3 separate regions of the Homo sapiens genome follow, and regions 1 and 2 are each linked to region 3. A link is a contact called in ENCODE Hi-C or POLR2A ChIA-PET data. All regions are on one chromosome and are shown on one strand. Each heading gives the region's core, a stretch centred on a gene start or an enhancer-like site at or near the end of the contact. The rest is flanking DNA. Distances are from core to core; before and after follow the strand shown.

Region 1 (3,349 bases), core at 402-2,901, 290 kb after region 3:
GTATTTTTGTATTTTAGCAAAAACAGAACGGTTTTTGCCATGGTTGACCAGGCTGGTTTCAAACTCCTGACCTCAAGTGATCTGCCCGTCTCGGCCTCCCAAAGTGCTGAAATAACAGGCGTGAGCCACCCATGCCCAGCCTCTTTCTCTAGCTATTGCAAACAAATAAGGACTCTTTTATAACACTGTAAATTGGAAAAAACCTGCAATGTCACCTTTACTTCTAGGTTTAAGAGAATTGCTTGGAGCCATGACACTTTTATCTAGAAAAAGGTATTAGTTGATGAAATATGTTCCTGTTATTTTTCACTTAAGGTATAAATGACATCATTAATGTGCTTTTTTTCTGTCCTCTATTTGTTCTCCAGAATGCTAAAACAAATTCAGAATGGCATTTATCTCTCTTGCATAAAAGTTGAATGAGCTAAATCGTGGAGAAATTACAAAGATATTGGAGTGTCTCTGGTAGTTTCTAACTTGAAACACAAGGCATCTCTGCTGGCATCTCCTTGTGCCCTCTCTGGGAGGCTGGCCAGTACTCCAACAGTGGATCAAGTGAAGCAGTGTAGCTCTTACCTGCAGGTGGGGGGCCTGGGGGCCCCGGACGGCCAGGTTGACCAGAAGGCCCAGGCTTGCCTGGTGGGCCCATAACTCCACTATCCCCTTTCTGTCCCTGACAGAGAGAAAGGCAGAGCCTGTTATGAAAGCATGACATAGCAAGCTTCCCGCCCCATTTATCACCAAATCAGAGATCACCTTGCACTTAAGGAGCAAGAGCCCAGTGGGGGATGCAGCTCCAGAGGTCTTGACCATCGAGCTCTTAATAAGCTTAGGGCAAGTGACATTTGAGATAGTGATGGCTACAAATTTGTAGACCTTAGTTCTTGCTCTACAAATGTGGCACATGGCAGCTGAAAGGAACCAGTCAAATCTACTCTAGGCCCTGGGCAGATGAGGAAATGGAGGCCTAGAAATGAGCTATTTTCACTCATTGGCTTCCCGTTGCACTCAGGATAAAGACTTAGCTCTTTACTGCAGCCTGCGAAGCCTTGCATGGCTAGGCTTTCCAGCTTCATTCCAGCCTTTTGGCCTTTTTGGTCTTCAAGGGCACCATGTCTATTATCCCCCTTCTCAAGACCCTTCTCTCTGCCCCAAAATCTCTTCCTTCCCCCTAGCCTAGTTAACTGTCACTCACCCTTTGGCTCTCAGCTCAAATGCCCTATGGCAAAGCCTTCCCTGACCTTCCTGGATGGAGTCAGTTCACCCCACCATAAGCTCTCATAACTCAGCCTGTTTCCTTCATGGCATTTATCCCAGATCATAGCATATGGATTATTTGTGTGGTCATTTCATTGATGTCTCCCCATGAGACATACACTCCCTATGGGCTGGAATCTGTCTAGCTCACCTCCTTTCCCCAGATGAAATGAGGGAGGACAAAGATGCTAGAAACACAATGGTAGGCAGCTTTGCTGATCTGTAAATCCAGAGGTTTCACCTTGACCTTGAGACTCCAGGTAACTCATGTCATTGCTTTGTACCTCAGTTTTGTCATCTTTAAAATGAGGCCAGTAAATTTACACCCACATAGGTCTGTGAAACTAACAAAGATCTCAGATGTGAAAATGTGGTTTGTACAGAACGAAGAGCTATGTGGGGCAAGCCAATTATCACAGCAACTGGCTTGGTTCCATCTGTTTCACGTAGTTAAGTCTTGGTTTATTAAAAAGGGCACATCTGTGGCTACAGCCGTTCCACATGGAGTGTCCTCTTTTCTGCCTATTCTGGGAGTATCAAGAGCAAAGACTGGGCTCTTTGTTCTCCCTCAGGGTTGCTCTTAGGAGTCACCCCGAAACCAAGGCTGGTGCATGCTATTGACTCTTCCCCTGAGCAATTTGCTAATTGTCTGCTCTTGCCTCAGGCCTAATCAGAGCAGTGATTGACACTTGCCATTTTTGACCTGGTTCTTCTTACTACACTTGCGCCTTGGCAGGCTTGCCCACCTGATGAAATGTAATCTTCCTCAAATCTGGGGAGCAGGCAGGCTTGGGACTCCTTTCCAGCCACAACGGTGACAGGTGACCGGCTGCCTTGTCCACATGGCACTGGGGGCCGTCTTGGTAATGTGCAAGGAGTTCTTGAACTCTGAATATGGGATCCGTGAGGTCAGAGTTTATTTCTGATTCCATGTTTATGGAGGGAGTTCTTAAGCCTCAGCCTAGCTGAAGCATTCCCTGCAGTAACCAAGCTGGGTCTCAGGATGGCAAAGGAAGTCACACATCTTAATATAGCCACAGTTCAGTCTTGTTTTTCTAACGGCCATGTCAGCTGGCTCTGAGCAAAGGAAGTGCCAAAGCTTGAAGGAGCTGGAAATGCTCCTTCATTCTGACACCAGCAGTAATGGAATATTCCGCTTATCGGCCATCGCTCAGAATGAGCCACGTCTCTATCAGCAGGACTCACTGAGTAGAGCTTTCCAGGAAAGGCATTCTTTATTCCTTATTTGCCACAAAGTTGGGTGATCTCTCTCAAGGAAATTGTTTCTCAGTTACTGAAGTTTTTTTTTTTTTTTTTTTTTTTTTTTGAGAGACGGAGTCTTGCTCTGTCGCCCAGGCTGGAGTGCAGTGGCGTGATCTTAGCTCACTGCAACATCTGCCTCCTGCGTTCAAGCAACTCCTGCCTCAGTTTCCCAAGCAGCTGGGACTAGAGGTGTGTGCCACCATGCCCAGCTAATTTTTGTATTTTTTAGTAGAGGTGGGATGTCACTGTATGTTGGCCAGGCTGGTCTCGAACTCCTGACCTCAGGTGATCTGCCTGCCTTGGCCTCCCAAAGTGCTGGGATTATAGGCATGAGTCGCCACTCCCGGCTGAGAAGATTTTTATAATAAAGTCAACAGCTGCTTTCCTGGGCTTGCCTGAAGGCAAGTCCTGAAGCATGAAGGTAGCTGAGAGAAGAAGTCATGTGGGGAAAGTTGGTCTCAACTCAACTCTCTGGATTCTAATCCTGGCTTTGAAGCTGACTTCATGGAGGGGTCTTGGGCAAGCAACTCCACCTCCCTGGCCCTCAGCTTCCTTGAGAATAACCTGAGGAGACTGGATTAAGTGGTCTCTGTAATCCTTCTGGCACAGAAATTACTATCTGAAATTCCTTCTGAATTTCTGATTTTTGGCTTTGGATTGACTTAACAATAACTTTCAGAGACTCTCAGCACTGCTGGCCAACAAACAAAGAGTATGTAAGACTATGCTGGGAGATTAATTCATGATAAAAATAAATACCACATCAGGCTTCTAAGGCTAACAATTCGTTATCTCCCAACTGGAACGACCCCAACACCGAGGGTTTGCA
Region 2 (3,469 bases), core at 775-3,274, 380 kb after region 3:
TACACTTTTATCTCCATCTCTTCCCAGAGTAAAGTTTATAGGATTGTCAATTTCTTCTTTCCACATTATTCCATTTATTCAGATTAGCAGCAGCAAATGCAACCAGAAAACACCAGATAATTTACACTTCATCTGTATTTTACTCTCTGTAATAGTCAGTAGTCAGTTTTCTTGGGGTTTCTCAGTCATAATTCCCATCTGGAATGTAACTGGTTTCCTACTTTCTTTCTTCTTTTTTTTTTTTTTTTTTTTTTTTGAGGCAGAGTCTCACTCTGTCACCCAGGCTGGAGTGCAATGGCTTGGCTCACTGCAAGCTCCGCCTCCTGGGTTCACGCCATTCTCCTGCCTCAGCCTCCCAAGTAGCTGGGACTACAGGCGCCCGCCACTACGCCCGGCTAATTTTTTGTATTTTTAGTAGAGACGGGGTTCCACCGTGTTAGTCAGGATGGTCTCGATCTCCTGACCTTGTGATCCGCCCGCCTCGGCCTCCCAAAGTGTTGGGATTACAGGCGTGAGCCACCGCGCCCAGCCTGGTTTCCTACTTTCTTAAAACAGTCATATGATGTTCTACTGTAATCACTTTACATTTGCATTATTTCAGAGTCATGGGCTGCTTCTTCATTGGCATGCACTGCTTCCCCACTGCCTAACTGTCTTGAAAATAAAGGAACAAAAACAATTTGGGATTAAATATAATTTTCCATTTCATTTTCTTTTTCCTTCAGTGTCCAAAAGTCCTACCATTTTCTTGCAATGGATTTGAGACTTTTTTTCCCTATGGCACATACACTCACTTCACAAAATAAGCTGAGCTACTTCAAAGTAGCATGTATGAAATAACTGTAGAACATCTCCACTGAGCTATTGTTAACCATCATGAGTTCCCATTTAACACGTAGTTAGTGAACTCTTAAAGAGTACTATGGCTATATAGAGAAGTGAAAATACACAACCCCTGATCTCCAGGAAATGTCTAATTTACTTGAAGTAAGACCCAGTCACTTGAGAAAAGGGAAACCACTATGTCTACTTTCACATTCACCGCTAAGCAGGGATTCCAAGTGGTGTTCTCTTCTCTAAATTCTCACCTTCCTAAAATGCAGTGGCACTTATTGAGTGCCTTTTATATGCCAGGCATTGGGCTAGGAGCTTCTGGGTGGCTTTCTGAATCCCCAAATAACCCCATGAAATATGAAAGATTTCTGGAAAGACTATTAGTAGAGAAAGTAACCTAAGAAACCATTTCACTTTGGGAGGTTGAAGTGGGAGGACAGCTTGAGCCCAGGAGTTTGAGACCAGCCTCGGCAACAGTGTGAGACCCATCTCTACAAAAAACTTTAAAAATTAGCCAGTTGTGGTGGCATGTACCTGTAGTCCTAGCTACTTGGGAGGGTGAGGTGGGAGAAGTATTTGAGCCCGGGAGTTCGAGGCTGCAGTAAGCTATGACTGTGCCACTGTACTCCAGCCTGGGCAACATAAGAATACGCTGTCTCAAAATAATGATAATAATAATAAAACTCATTTCCCATTCATCTCCTCAACCCTGGATTCTGGGTTTTTCTAAATTAAGAAAACTGCCATAATCTTTCGAAGCTCAGTTTTTATGAGGCAATTGGATATTATTAACACATATAATAGGATCACATAAGAAATTCATTATTAAACTAGGGGCTACAAAATATTCTATCAAATATCTATCAACCAATAGATTCATTTTAGAGGGGTATTTTCAATATTTTATCCTTCTAAGGAAAATCTTCTATGAGGAGATTAATTTCAAGATCATTTTTACTAAATAAGCAGTCAATGGACTCTGTCAATTAGTGCCCCTGGACTAATGTGGTCTTTATACACTTAGACTGACCTCTGCTGGACAGTCTAATAACCTGTCAGCATTTTTTTTTTCTCTGAGAGTATGATTAGGAAAGGGGCATTTTCCCCAAATTTTATCTAGTATTTAGTAACAAATTTACACAGTTCAACTTACAAATATTAATCAAGCCCTCTACACCACCTAATGGCAAAATCTTATATTGCATTCGGCTGCCAGAGGTGTGTCCGGAGGCAGAGTGGGAGGAGACTGATGAGGTTACATGAACTATCCAGTCTGAATGCTCCTTTTCATAGTCTCTTCCTCCTGTGCAGGACATAAGAATACCTGAGAAATGAGGCTGCTTCCACGAGCCTGTCAGGGGCCAAGTCACAGTATCTTCTGGGTTCACCCCTAAAACTGAAGTCTACCACTTCATGGTGGTCACTTGTGCCTAAACTAGCCAGTGTAGACAAGTCTGATATGGGTGGTGCAAACAAGCTGAATTTTGATATAAAGTCCTATGCTTCAATTTATGTAAAACTGCAGATAAAAAACACGAATGACCCTGAAAATAAGTGATGCTTTTCCATTTCAAATATTCTTTTAAAATAGTGCCTGCTTCTGATAATAAAAATTACATAATTATTTTTAAAATTCTATAAAGGAAAAAATTAAATAAAAATTGCCTACAATTCCATCTACCAAGTTGTATTACAATTTTAGTTTATTTTGTGCCCATCTCTGTTCTGTAAGCAAGCAGGTATGCATGATTATGGTTATTTCCTTACTTCACTCCATTTCATTTTGTAGCTTGCCCTTTTCACACGTTGTATTGTGATTATTTTTCAATTAATAAATAATACAATTTTTATTTTATGATGATAGACCATCACTTATGTAACCAATGTCCTACTATTAAACATTGGAATTGTTCCTAAATAAAACTACGCTACATGGCCTTTTATATAAATATTTGACCAAATATTTTATTATTTCTTCAGGATATATTCCCAAATAAGCTCAATGGGGCCTGGCACAGTGGCTCATGCCTATATTCCCAGCACTCTGGGAGGCAGAGGCAAGAGGATAGCGTGAGCCCACGAGTTTGGGACCAACCTAGGCAACATAGTGAGACCCTGTCTCTACAAAAATAAAATAAAAGAGTAGCCAGGCATGGTGGTATGCGCTTGTAGTCCTAGCAACTCGGGAGACTGAGATGGAGAGATCACTTGAGTCCAAGGACGTCAAAGATGCAGTGAGCCGTGATCATGTCATTGCACTCTAGCCTGAGCAACAGAGCAAGACCCTGTCTTGAAAAAAAAAAAAAAAAAGCTCACGGGGTCAAAACTTACGCGGTATGAACATTTTTAAGACTCCAAATACCTGCAATGCTAGAATTACTCTACAGAAATGTACCAACTTCAACTTCCATCAGCAGCATAGGAGTCTCCATTTTCACTTCCACTTCACCAAAATTCAGATTAATTTAGAAAGTTCTTTGCCAAGTGGATAGGCCAGGAAAAAAAAAGGGATTTTCAGTATAACTTACATATTCATATTCATGCTTTTACTGAGCATTTATATTTTTTCTGTGAATTGTACATTCACGCCCTTTGCCCATTTTTCTACTGGCACCTTAATATTTTTCTTATATAT
Region 3 (3,440 bases), core at 560-3,059:
GTCTAATCAACATGGAGATACAAATGCCTGGCCCACTTGCCTTCAGTGAAACAACCCTGCAGTGTTATTTAGACTCCATCACCACCTCTCATGACTCAGGCCAAGGCTTGACTTTACCTATTGTCTTCATCCCCTACTCTAACCCACTTCTGTTACTCCCTTACAGATTTTTTTCCTAAAGAGTACTTTCTCAAAATAATGCACTCAAATCCCTGTCCCAAACTCTGCTTCCAGGGAACCTGACCTAAGACATCAGCTTTCCAGCTTTGACTTCTGTACTCCCTGGCCACCACCAGCCCCTTTTAGTTTGATCGTTGGCATTCCTATACTTGTGGCTCACATTTGTCTTTTGGCTCCCTGAGCTCAAGCTGCACTATGCAGCTACTTCTCCCCAGCCCCAGCTACAAGCCTGGAAACCACCATCTCAACAGTGGCCAGGCCCATTGGTACCCCATCTGGGCCCATCCTGGCCTCCAGCATGGAAGACATCAGACACCAAGTGGCTGCAGGACTGGAGCAAATTTTGGTAAATTCTCATAGGATCATGTTCTTTTATCTTTGTTTGTAATGTAACATTCATGATTGTGCTTATTTAGTTAATGGCAATTTCCCCAACTAGACTGTGAGATCCATGAGAACAGATAACCATGTATTTTGTTTGTTTGTTCACCACATGAGCATCTAGCATAGAGCAGATACCCAAAAATATTGAGGAAGGAAAGAATAGAGGAAAAGAGAGAAAGGAAAGAGACAGCACTTATAAGGATGGAAATCTTGAACATTAATGAAAACAAATAATGGAATTAAAATTTTAGTGCTAGAAATAATTATATGAGACTGTAGCTGCTAGACATGTGGCAACTGAGCACGTGAAATGTAGCTAGTATAACAGAAACTGAACTTCATATTTTACTGAATTTTGATTTATTTTAATTCAGAGAGTCACATGCAGCTGGTGGCCCCTGTATTGGACAGTACAAGTATAAAATAAGGAGTCCAATTCAGCTATCTCAAAGAGAAGGAAAATAAGACCTGGAAAGGCAAAGTAACTCATGTAAATCCATTCAAAGAGCCAGAATTAGGACCCAGGTCTCCTGATATCTAGTCCATACCCTGAACTGCCATGAAGATTAAATTAGAAATCCATATTACAGAAAGGCAAAGACCAAGTGAGAGTCTAGACAGAGAGGGCTTGGGGAGGTTGGTATAATCCAGGGACACTTAATCCACTTGTCACTTCTGGAGTCCTGGGTCCCACCTCTCAGAAGTTTGCATAACATTGGTCATAAAGCCAAGTGGAATCTGATCATGGAAAAGGCAGACAATAAATGAACTTCAGGTCCTTTAAGCTTTATTTCCCTTCAACCCTCCAAAGTGCAGTCTTACTGGGAGAATTCAATGACTGTTCCAGGGATGGCTGACTGGCTTGTCGCCTTAACATCTCTTTCAGGGGTGATCAAATGCAAACCACGAAGTGTTTCCCTGATCTTTCAAATCAGAGGAAACCACACAGCTGTAGAATATTTTCAAGGCAAGTAAGTTTCAGTTCTATCATATGCAACTTGAGAGATGTATTACATTTTCGTAGACTGTCACTTTCTTAACCCCTCCACTAGTTCTTTGAATGTTTTAGAAGGTGTTTGAAACATGAAAAGACTGTCACAGCTTCTGTTCACAAGTGAAGGGAGTCAGAGCCAAAAGGAAAACTGAGAGAGCTTCATGGTTTTTTTTTCCCCCAACAAATAACAGCCTGTGTAATTATATTTGAATATTTAAACCTCAATATTGTCTCACTGGCACTTCAGGCTACTCAAATAATCTTCTTCTGATGAGACTTTCATCTTGGAAAGTCCCAACAATCTATTAAAATAACTGCAAAAAATTGCAGATGTGTCACTAGCACTCAGTGAAGCGATCCGTCTTGTGATGATAATTACTCCTCAGAACAGCTCTGCCGAAGAGAAAAGGCAGAATGCAGAACAGACTCCTGTTTACAAAAGCGTTTGAGAACCTAGTAATACATTTCAGAGTATGGAAGTTTTTAATATCTATTTTTTTGTCATTTGGGGTTAAGTACTGAAAAAACAAGTGCCCACCATTCACTATAAGCTTCCAGATTCTGACTAAATTCTCCTTCAATGAATCGATTGCCTCTTATTAATTCTGAAGCTTCTGTAATATTTCCTTTTAAGATGGTCACTACCACTAGATGGTTTTCAGCTTAAAGAAACCCAGGTATTACCAATCCTCTGTGACTTGAAGCCAAAACCAGCTTCAAGGAGGATGATCCCCCAAAATATCTTCCAAGTCTCCATTCTAGATGTGGACCTAGAGAAAAGAAGAAACCTTGTAATTAAAAAATGTGCCTTCATGCACTTAAAATGTGTCCAACACATTGACTATAAATTATGCCTCATGAAGTTGATTTTTTTAAAGCATAAGGATGTCTTTCCCCACATCAACATAGGCTTTATCAAAATAAAGAGGGAAATGTTCCCACATTGTTTCAATTGTGCAAGGAAAATGGTCTTGCTGATCCAACTCGGGAAGAATTTTGTAAACACCCAGAGTGTACACCTCAGACTTCACTATTTAAAGTTGTCCAGATGTGGCTATAAAAGGAGAAAGCATACAGGACATGGCATAGAACTTCCATTTCACACACTGCATTCATTTGGTGGGTCATAAACATTTCTGAATGATTTTGTTTGTATATTTATGCAAGAGTGGAATAACCTGATAAACAGTTGTGGTATGCTAAAATATTCAAGTATCTCAGGAGCACATCTGCCTGGTCAAATAAGCCTAGTCTGAAAATACCTCATACATTCTCAAAAAAAAAAAAAAGCAGAACATCAGACCTCCCTCCCCAAAGCTTAGATCCATTTCCAAAGGGGTCCATGGAAATTGTCTACTCTCAATTCCATTTCTATTTTTTTTACTCTAAGAAAGTCCATTTGTTTAAAAATAAGAACATAATAATCCCATTGAATGAGAGGTTCCAAGTGGAACAGGGAATACCTCATCTTTATATTCTTGGCCAGCCAATCTCACAGCTGCCTTCAGCAGAATGTATGTGGTTAAAAAGCAAGGACTCTTGGAGATAGACTGCCTGGGCTTGAGTCTTCGATCCACTATCTAATAGTGGATCTTAGGCAAATTGCTTCACTTTTCTCTGCCTTGGTTTCCCCATTTGTAAAATAGGGGCAATAATAGCACCTACCTTATAGTGTTATCAGGATTGAGTTCATTATTATAAAACACTTTACCCATTCCTGGCACACAGAAGGCACTCTTTAGGTGTTTGTTAAATAAAATAAACCTTCTTGGAGCCCCAATATGTAATTCAAAAGAATTCAAAAGAATTCTTCCATGTCTTTGCCATTGTGAATAGTTAAAGCACATTCTTAAACAAACCAAAGAGTTTAAGCAAGAATCTC

What was found. A loop is a pair of places that touch in the nucleus more often than their neighbours do. ChIA-PET counts read pairs that join two places held with the same protein, here RNA polymerase II (POLR2A). Pooled maps may share reads with other maps.
Region 1: a pooled map shows a loop between it and region 3 (2.4-fold over the local background). The contact joins two enhancer-like sites. A Hi-C loop is called at or near these places in 2 of 50 pooled maps. POLR2A ChIA-PET finds 5 or more read pairs at or near these places in 2 of 52 experiments (OCI-LY7 and WTC11).
Region 2: a pooled map shows a loop between it and region 3 (3-fold over the local background). The contact joins two enhancer-like sites. A Hi-C loop is called at or near these places in 1 of 168 maps with a recorded cell type or tissue (sciatic nerve) and 4 of 50 pooled maps. POLR2A ChIA-PET finds 5 or more read pairs at or near these places in 1 of 52 experiments (activated B cell).

Annotation. Positions count from the first base shown.
Region 1 is chr3:15,465,765-15,469,113 of GRCh38, forward strand. It overlaps COLQ (collagen like tail subunit of asymmetric acetylcholinesterase), which reads right to left. Exons shown (of 17, transcript NM_005677.4): 12 at 577-673. Among named protein-coding and RNA genes, the nearest start is that of MIR4270, 29 kb to the right of the region's middle. Within about 2 kb of position 1,652, at least 6 of the 41 ENCODE cell types and tissues checked have a DNase peak (open chromatin) inside an H3K27ac peak, as active enhancers do.
Region 2 is chr3:15,555,732-15,559,200 of GRCh38, forward strand. No RefSeq gene overlaps it. Among named protein-coding and RNA genes, the nearest start is that of COLQ, 36 kb to the left of the region's middle. Within about 2 kb of position 2,025, at least 9 of the 41 ENCODE cell types and tissues checked have a DNase peak (open chromatin) inside an H3K27ac peak, as active enhancers do.
Region 3 is chr3:15,178,647-15,182,086 of GRCh38, forward strand. It overlaps the pseudogene COL6A4P1. Among named protein-coding and RNA genes, the nearest start is that of CAPN7, 26 kb to the right of the region's middle. Within about 2 kb of position 1,810, at least 2 of the 41 ENCODE cell types and tissues checked have a DNase peak (open chromatin) inside an H3K27ac peak, as active enhancers do.